Linked DNA regions of Homo sapiens: region 1 is linked to region 2. Evidence: chromatin contacts called from ENCODE Hi-C or POLR2A ChIA-PET data. All regions are on one chromosome and are shown on one strand. Each heading gives the region's core, a stretch centred on a gene start or an enhancer-like site at or near the end of the contact. The rest is flanking DNA. Distances are from core to core; before and after follow the strand shown.

Evidence for each region. Hi-C counts contacts between places; a loop is a spot of excess contacts on that map. ChIA-PET counts read pairs that join two places held with the same protein, here RNA polymerase II (POLR2A). Pooled maps may share reads with other maps.
Region 1: POLR2A ChIA-PET joins it to region 2 with 10 read pairs in CD8-positive, alpha-beta memory T cell. The contact joins two enhancer-like sites. A Hi-C loop is called at or near these places in 2 of 50 pooled maps. POLR2A ChIA-PET finds 5 or more read pairs at or near these places in 10 of 52 experiments (CD4-positive, alpha-beta T cell, CD4-positive, alpha-beta memory T cell, CD8-positive, alpha-beta T cell and 7 more).

What each region holds. Positions count from the first base shown.
Region 1 is chr22:37,321,262-37,325,846 of GRCh38, forward strand. All of the region lies in intron 1 of LOC105373024 (a long non-coding RNA gene), which reads right to left. Among named protein-coding and RNA genes, the nearest start is that of CYTH4, 41 kb to the left of the region's middle. Within about 2 kb of position 2,515, at least 2 of the 41 ENCODE cell types and tissues checked have a DNase peak (open chromatin) inside an H3K27ac peak, as active enhancers do.
Region 2 is chr22:37,221,523-37,226,190 of GRCh38, forward strand. It overlaps RAC2 (Rac family small GTPase 2), which reads right to left. Exons shown (of 7, transcript NM_002872.5): 7 at 3,748-4,517. Among named protein-coding and RNA genes, the nearest start is that of SSTR3, 11 kb to the left of the region's middle. RefSeq lists a silencer at 1,261-1,400. Within about 2 kb of position 3,419, at least 5 of the 41 ENCODE cell types and tissues checked have a DNase peak (open chromatin) inside an H3K27ac peak, as active enhancers do.

The sequences.
Region 1 (4,585 bases), core at 1,265-3,764, 99 kb after region 2:
TTCATAAATAAGAGCCCAGAGGGGACCAACCTTTGATCCAAAGAAATGATTTTTTCAGAAAATGTCCCCCATTTAAAAATTAATAAAACATGCTCATTGCAGAAAATTGGAAAGCGCAATGAAGAGGAAGAAAAACTTAGACCAAAAAACAAATGAGATCATGTCCTCTGTTGCAACACGGCTAGAGCTGGAGGCCATTATCCTAAGCAAACGAACATAGACAGGAGCAGAAAACCAAATACCGCATGTTCTCACGTATAAGTGGAAGCTAAATAATGAGGACACATGAATACTAGGAGAGGGACAACAGACACTGGGGCCTTCTGGAGGGTGGACAGTGGGAGGACGGAGAGGATTAGAAAAAAATACCTGGTGGGTATTATGCTTATTACCTGGGTGACAAAATTATCCGTATACCAAACTCACATGGCAGTTTATCTATATAACAAACCTGCACATGTATCCCAATCCTAAAAGTTAAAAAAAAACCTAGACCAAGAATTCCTCTACCTGATAATTTTGTAAACATTTCAGAATATTTCCAACACACCTGTTATGTCTCTGCAATGATACTGCAAATGCAGTTTTGTAACCTTAAGCCAATTTTTTTTTTTTTTCTGGAGACAGATTCTCGCTCTGTCCCTGAGGCTAGAGTGCAGTGGCACAATCTCAGCTCACTGCAACCTCCTCCTCCCAGGTTCAAGCGATTCTCCTGCCTCAGCCTCCCGAGTAGCTGGGATTACAGGCATGCACCACCACACCCGGCTAATTTTTGTATTTTTAGTAGAGGCGGGGTTTCACCATGTTGCCCAGGCTGGTCTCGAACTCCTGACCTCAAGTGATCTGCACGCCTCGGCCTTCCCAAAGTACTGAGATTGCAGGTGTGAGGCACCATGCCCGGCCTAACACTTAAGCCTTAAAACTATGAAATCCGGATGTCCACGTGTATACCAGCCAGGACAGGTTAGGTTACACTGTGGCAACAAATATCCCCAAATCTCAGTGGCTTCACACACCACAAGAGGTTATGTCTTGCTCACACCCTATGCCCTGGGATTGCAGGGTAGGGATCGGCATGGAGTCTCTGCTTATCATAGTCACTCAGGGACCTAGGCTGAGGAGGTGCCATCCTGGCATGAATTGCCAGGAGCGCTGTCTGGATGTGACATGCCACTTCCGCTCACATTGCATTGGCCAAAACATGTCACATAGCTACCTCACTGCAAGGCCAGATGAAATACCATCCTACCACCGGCCATGCAACATGGGAGGACAGTAATACTTGGGGTGTGGCACTAGTGCCGATTATAGCTAGGGTGACCAATTGTCCCCATTTTCTCAGGACCAAGGAGTTTTCCAAAATGCCGGCCTTCTTGTGCTAAAATTGGGAAAGTCCTGGGCAACCCAGGAGGACTTGTCTGCTCCTATTGTACCACGTTGTGCGGTCTTTACACACTCACTTTTCAAAACTGCACAGCAGCCATCTTTTAGATGAACCAAGGTTTCTCTCCCCAGTCCCCTATTGCTGGAGACTCAGACTGTTTCCAGTATTCCATGTTTATAAATACATTGTCTTAAATACCTCCATGGATAAAACCATGTCTACTTCTCAGTGGCTTCTCAGAGGTGCCATTGGTGGCCGTTTACAGGCTCACAATACCTGTTATCCATAGGTAATTCAAAAAGGTTGAAACAATACAATTTGCCTTCTGCAGCGAAAGCACGTACCTGCTTTCCTTACCTTCTCCTGGAGCCCAGAGCAGTCATTCTCTAATTGTAGCCTCCAGCTCACCTGGAGAGCTCCTTAAAACAGATTGCTGGTCCCTAGCGCCAGAGTTTCTGATCCACGGGGGCTGGGATGAAGCCTAACCTTTGCGTTTTTGTGTGTGTGGTTTGTTTGTGGGTTTTTTTGTTGTTTGTTTGTTTGTTTGTTTTGATGGAGTCTCGCTCTGTTGCCCAGACTGGAGTGCAGTGGTGCAATCTCGGCTCACTGCAAACTCCAGCTCCCGGGTTCAAGCGATTCTCCTGCCTCAGCCTCCTGAATAGCTGGGATTACAGGCGTGTGCCACCACACCTGGCTAAGTTTGTATTTTTAGTAGAGACCGGGTTTCTCCATATAGGTCAGGCTGGTCTTGAACTCCCGACCTCAGGTCATCCACCTGCCTCAGCCTCCCAAAGTGCTGGGATTACAGGCATGAGCCACCGCGCCCGGCCAGATGCCACCACTTTGCCACCGAACAGGTGACCCTGCTCAGCTACTCACCAGAGGTCTAACCTGGAGCAAATTATGCAATTAGCCTCTCTTAGCCTAGGTTCCTATCTGTGAATTGGAGCAGTTGGGAGGATGGACTACCAGGGTAACCATGAGTTCAGTTAAAAATAGTTACAGTTATTCAGCGGTAAATTAAATAACTTTATGTTTTAAAATATTTGTGAGTTTGAATGGAACTGCATTGATTAACATTTGTATTCCTTTCATATCTGAGTGGGAATGGACTTTCTCCCTGTGAGGGTTAAGCATTTGTGTTTCCTTTCTAGTGTGAATCATCGCTCCTGCCCTTTGCCCATTCACCTGCAGGTTTCTCTGCCTTTCCTCTCCGTCTGCCTGGGATCATTACAGAGCAAAGATAAACCCCCATGGCCGTTCTTGATTGCTAGAGATTTTTCCAAAGCTGTTGCTCACCTGTCTGCTGGGGCCATTTTTCTGGCTTACAAAGTGGCCGAATCCATCTGACTTTCCCATTTTTATTTTCTCTATCACTTTTAAGCTTAGATTGGAGCCCTTCTCCAGAATGTGACAATATAAAGGAAATGGATTTTGAATGATGAGATTTCCTGCACCTTGAGGGGTGGTGGGGGTGGGGGATCCTGGCTCAACTCAAACCCTGTGGTGGTGATAGAAGGCATAGTCAGAAACCAAGAGCCCCTCAGCACCAGGACAACCCACCACCCTCAGCTCTCCTCGACATTAGCCACGCTGTCTCTCTCCCCATTTGCAGAGTCCCCCCGCAGAGAGGCACAGGGCAGGCCAGAGCTGGATGCGCGGCTGGAAGGTCAAAGGCATCATCCTCAGGTTGGAGACAGGATGACCGAAGGTGTAAGAACTGGCCAGAGGAGTTGGACAACTCCCAGCTCAGGTCTCTCCTCGACTGCTTTGGCCGTGTGAGCTTTGCCTCTCTGGGTCTCTGTTGTCTCATCCATAAAATGGGCCTGACCATGCCCAAGTCAACGGAAGGATTTAAATAGATCAGCGCCCTGAGGTCGGTGCTGGACGCCGAGTACACGCGCCCAGTACACAGGGCTTGAGCTCATTACACGCCCCAGTTCTGTTCCTGGGGTGGTGGCGTGAACCCCACTGCCTTTGCCTTTAATTGCACTGAAAATATCCAGCACCGCTGATATCAAGGGCCCAGGTCCCGGCGGAAATGAACTCCCAGACTTGGGCGCCCAGGTTTCCGTGCGCGACCCCAGCCCCTCCGGCTGCAGCTCAGCCCATCGGCCCTGCGCGGGAACAGTGTCACCCGGGCACCCGGGCCAGAACAGGCCACGCGTGTCCCAGGAGCGCGGGAAGCTCCCACGCCCCCTCCCCCGCACCGCTCCTTTGGCTGGCAGAGCGGGTCCTCAGCGCGTCTCAGCCGCACCAAGCGCCTCCCGCTCCCGCGCCACCCGGGCGCGCTGCTGGGGCCTGATTTCCATAATAATCAGCCAGAGATCTCCCGAAAAGGCTGGGAGCGGCCGCCGCCGCCCACCGGGGAAGCTCCCGAGGGTGGGCGCCCCCCTTCCCACCCTCCCTGCCGCCGCCGGGAGGGAGCCTCGTTTTTAAAAGCTTTCGAGAAACCGTCCGTGCGCAGGAGGCAGCTGGGAGACACCCAGGATGTCGTTCTCCGCATTAAGGAGGGGGACGGCGGTGGGGGAGGTGGGAGAGGCCGCGGCGCAGGTGTAGACCAGGCTCAGAGGCAAGGAGGGGAGGAGGGAAACTGAGGCAGCCGCGGGGTGGGGAGACGTTTCAAGGTATATTCTCACTGCAGCCTCACGGCGACCCTGCGGGTGAGTTATCTGCTATGCCCCACTTTACAGGTGGGGAAACTGAGGCCTAGAGAGGTTTCCAGTCTTCCAAGCTGGCAAGTGGCTGGGCGGGGACCCTTTTCCGAGTTGGGGGATTCAGATCCCCTGGCCTGCCCGGCACACTGCCTCCTGCCCAAAATGGGCAGCGTAGAAGCAGGATGCTCTGTGCATCCCAAGATGGGAGAACCAACCCGAAAGGGAAAGACCAGGGGGCTGAGGTCCGGCACACACTTGGAGCTGATCTGGTCCAGAAGCCCGTGGGCTCGCAGAACCTAGTTTGAACCCCAGCTCTGCCACCTCCCAACCATCCCCCAAGGGGTGGGCAAACTACAGCCCCTAGGCCAAATCCTGTCAAACTGTTATGGTACAACCAGAAACCAAGCATGTTTTTTTTTCTTTTTTTTCTCTTTTTCTTTTTCTTTCTTTCTTTTTTTTTTTTTTTTTTTTTTTTTTTTTTTAGATGGAGTTTTCGCTCTTGTTGCCCAGGCTGGAGTGCAGTGGTGCGATCTCGGCTCACTGC
Region 2 (4,668 bases), core at 2,169-4,668:
AGCCAAACCCTCCTAAGTCAGCAGACCCACTGTCCACCTACAACTAGTGAGTGTGAGAATACAGGCCTGCTGCTTCTTGCCTCTGGATTTCAAGGCAGTTTGGTTTGTTACACAGCATTATTGTACCAATTGCTGACTATGACAGGAGGCTACCACAGGGAGGATACAGTGCTGGTTTGGACATTAGAAACCATGACAATGCAGAGAAGGGGGTCACTGAGGAGATTGTCGGTGATGGGTTGGAAGTGGAAGGTGAGGGAGAAGGTGTCAAGGAGGACTCCCAGGTTTTTGATTTGAGAGCCTGGATGCATTTACTGAGTGATGAAGGCTGGGCGGGGCGTGTGAGTTTGAAATGCTCAGGAGACATCCAAGCAGAAGGGCCATTTCCTGGGGCTCTCTGCTGGCTGGACAGCCTCCCCACTGGCCTGTGAGCTCCTGAGAGCGGGCTCATGCTTGACCCACCCCCAAGCCTTGGGCTTGACACACGGTCTCAATAACTATTTGCTGAAGGATTCAATGATTGAATAAGTCTGTGGTTCTATCAGCATTTTTGACTGCACAGTTGTTTGTAAATGAGGAAAATCCCCAGGCCACCTGGTGGCAAATGGAGTAGAGGCAGAGAGAGGGAAGACAGGAGGCCAGTGAGGAGGCTGTGGCTACTGTCCAGGGGAGACATGGCAGGGGTTAGGTTAGGGAGCAGCCGTGGGGACAAGGGGTGGATTTAATAGACAGAGGCTGAATTGTCCAAGCTTGGTGGCCAGTGAATGCCAGGGTGAAAGGATCGGAGGAGTTTGGGGGACCCCAGGCCTCCGCTTTGAAGAAGGGACAAGGAACAGCCAGTCTCTAGAATAGAAAGCACCAGATGAAGTGGCCTTGTCTGGCAGGCACTTTCCTCAACCACCAGGCCATGATTTCATTGCAAGAAGGGGCGAAGTGAGGCATGGAACCTGCTGCCAGCCCAGGCCTGGCACTAGGTGGGCACTTGGGAGGGGTTGTTGTCACATGAAAGAGCAAACCATGGTGTCAGCTCCTGCCCACAACCGGCAGGTCTTCCTGTTTCAAAACAGGTTCTCATTGACTTCCCATAAGCTTTCTCTTTCCTATATGAGGGGCCTCCATCCTCAGCCAATTTGCAGAGCAGAAACAAGTGGCTCACCCCACTTGGAGTGGCTGCTGGGAACAGTTATACAGTGGGAAGAGCACTGCGCTAGGAGTCCTACCGCTTCAGTGACAAATGCTGTCAGCTTACCGTAACAAAAGGTGTGACCAACGGTGACATTAACAATTGGGTGGTTTCATTTTCTTCAGTTCCCATAACAAGGCAGCTGTTAGCATTGGCTCAGCTGCCCACTGCTGCTGCCAGGAACTCACGCTCCTTTTATCTTTCTGCTCATCCCCTCTCAGCACGGGGCCTTGTATCTTCATGTTTGTGGCTTCAAGCTCACAAGACGGCTGCTGCAGCTCCAGACATCCCACCTGTCATTTTTTTTTTTTTTTTTTTTTTGAGTCTTGCTCTGTCACCCAGGCTGGAGTGCAGTGGCGCAATCTCGGCTCACTGCAAGCTCCGCCTCCCGGGTTCACACAATTCTCCTGCCTCAGCCTCCCGCATAGCTGGGACTACAGGCGCCCACCACCACACCCGGCTATTTTTTTGTATTTTTTAGTAGAGACGGGGTTTCACCGTGTTAGCCAGGATGATCTCGATCTCCTGACCTCGTGATCCGCCCACCTCAGCCTCCCAAAGTGCTGGGATTACAGGCGTGAGCCACCGCGCCCGGCCTGGGCCTGTCATTTTTTTAAGGAAGAAAACAACTTTCACAGAAGCCATCTCTCCCGCTGACTTTCATTCACATCGGCTTCTAGGCCAGAACTATGTGGCCTGAAAACCCCAGTGACAAAACCAGCTGGAAAAACGAGTATTTTGTTGGTGTTAGGTACGGTGCTGCTATGCACAAAACTAGGATTCTGTTAGCAAGGAGGATGGGAACAGAGGGAGAGGGTGGGAAAGGACAGCATCTGCCTTGTCAATTTGAGCCAAACCTGTGCCCTCCCGCATCCTCATCTCCTCTTCTGCAAACCGTGGCTAAGAGTACCTATCTTGGAAGGCTATTAGAACATTAAATGAGATAATATGTGCATGGGAGCCAAGACAATGAGTAAAGGAAGTTATTTACTGACATTATTATCATATAGAAGCAAAGATTGTCTCTACTGGGGTCGACCTAACGGGCTGAACACACATGGAAGGAGATCCGGGCCCACCTTTGCCCTGCAGGGAAGTTCCAGGAGCAAAGGAAAGGGGTCCAGTATGTTCAAAGGCCTGGAATGAAAGAAGCATGAATGTGGAGTGGAAGAAATGACAGTCCAGTCTGATGGTAGAGGCACGAGTGCAATAAGAGTGGGAGGCAGAGGATGGCCAGACCTTCAGGGCCATGGTTTGTTGCGGAGGCTCTGGAGTTTATCCCAAGGCTCTGTGAAGAGGAGGGATCAGAAAGAGGCTCCCTCAGACTCTGGCCAACCTCAGGGGGTGCCTCAGGGATCTTAGACATCGAACATACTAGGGAGTGGGGTCCTGGCCGCCTGCATCTGTATGGTGCCATGGATGGGTGGGGTTTAGTATTTCCTTTCTGTTTCAGAAGAGAAGTAACTTTGAAAACATCATGACTTTGAGCTGAAACTAAGAAAAGCAAAGGGGTTTCCCCTCTGCACCTAATCCCTTTTAAGGGGGGCTCCCAGGAGGTGAGTGAGCTGGAGGGGGTCCTGCCTCAGAACATGGGGACTAATGGGGATAGTGGGGTTGGCTGGGAGCTCTGGGAAAGCACAATGTGGAAACTCAAGCATTTCATGGGCTGGAAATTGGGGTCTTCTGGGTTGTCAGGGGCAGCCTCTTAGATCTCTTAGCCTCTCTAGAGTGTCAGCCTCCTGAGGGCAGGGACTTCTGAGCACTGCTGGATCCCTGGCACCTAGAACAGTGCCAGGCACAGAAGAGGTGCTCAATAAATGTGTGTTTGATGAATGAGTGAGAAGTTGAGATAGAGGAGAGTAATTGTCCGCAGGAGGGGGAGGTCTGGCACCTCCACAGAACTTAGCAAGTCCTGAGGTGGGACTGACTGTGCAGGCACTGTTGTGCCCATGTCGGAACTTCTTAAATCCTCACAACAACCCCGCCTCTCTTTTAAAGAAACTCCCCTTTGCTTATCACCTTCGGGGTCCAGCATTGTTTCATTTCACTGCTGAAATGAACACTTTCCCATGACCTCCAGTAGTGGAGGTTGAGGGTTTCTCGCCCAAATTCCCAAATTCCCGCCAGGCTCTCAGCCCACTTTGGAACTCACCCTCCCCCCCAGTACACACGCTTTCGCTGGGGTTGCCGCAGTTCTGTTCCAGCATGGCATATGGTCCATGCCTGGCCAGTCAGAGCACAGCACTGCACCACTCTGACAAATATGATTGGTTAAAAGGGGGCCCAGGACCTAAGCTGGTCCAATCACAGTAAATCTTAGTTAGAACTTTGCCTGGGATAGACATTTGCTCTTTTTGGCTGAACTTGAACTTGGAAGGATGAGGCCCTGAACTTGAACTTGGAAGGATGAAACCCTGAACTTGAACTTGGGAGGATGAAGCCCTAAGTCGCCTGCCTGAGAATGAACCAGCCAGCAGAAGGCAGAGCCCAGAGCTAAACAAGCCTCGATGACATCATTTGAATACCTTGATCAAGCTGCACCTGAAATCACGATATCTCCAAACTTGAATCAATAAATTTATTTTCTGCTTAAGCAGGTTGAGTTGGGTTTTCTATTTGCAATAGCAAAAGTCCTGACTGGCAAGGTTTAAAAGTTTGAAGACTCTCACAGGTAAGTGCAGCTCAGGATCCTGTGAGTGCAGCAGAAAGTCTTAAGAAATGGCAGGGGCTGGTTGAACCCAGATTTTCCATTGGCTGAGCAGATATCCCCAGAGGCGTAGAAAATTAAATTTGTTTTATGTTGTTCCAAAAGAGGAGAACTGAGGCCAGAGGAGCACACTTCTGAGACACTCATTTTTGCTGGGTAGAGGAACTCTCTGGCAAGCAGGACCATCGATATTAGAGCAGCTGGCCTCAGGAGGGAGTAAGAGCCCCATCCCTGAAGGTACACAAGTTGTGGCAGCAACCATCTGGCCTGCAGTTTCCAGAGGGGAGTCAGGCGTGGGGTGGGACTGGAGTGAACGGGTAGATGCTTCCACATGCGGCAGTTGGCACTGACGGCAGGAACACGGGGGTGGCTTAATGGGTCCTGGGGCTCCCCTCTGGCCCTCAGGAAGGCAGGAGCATGAGGGGCTTGGGATGCAGCACCTGCAAATTTGCACGTTCCTGGCCTCAGGAGGCCTCCAGTACAGAAAAGACCATCAACGAAGCTCTGCAGCCATCTGCTAAGAAACGCCACAGGGAGGGGACAGCATGGCCAGCCGGGGTGCCATCAGGCTTTGGGTGGGGATCCTGGAGGATCAGACCCATCTAGGTGGGAGCGCTGGGGTGCAACCTGGAAGGAAGATAAGCAGGGAAAGAGAATTTGGGGACATGCAGAATCCACAGCTCTCGCCTTCCTGGCTCACAGCTCATTCCCACCTCCAGGTCTTTGCTCAAGGTTTGACTCCCACCAGGACTGCCAATGCTGCTCTCCCCACCTCACC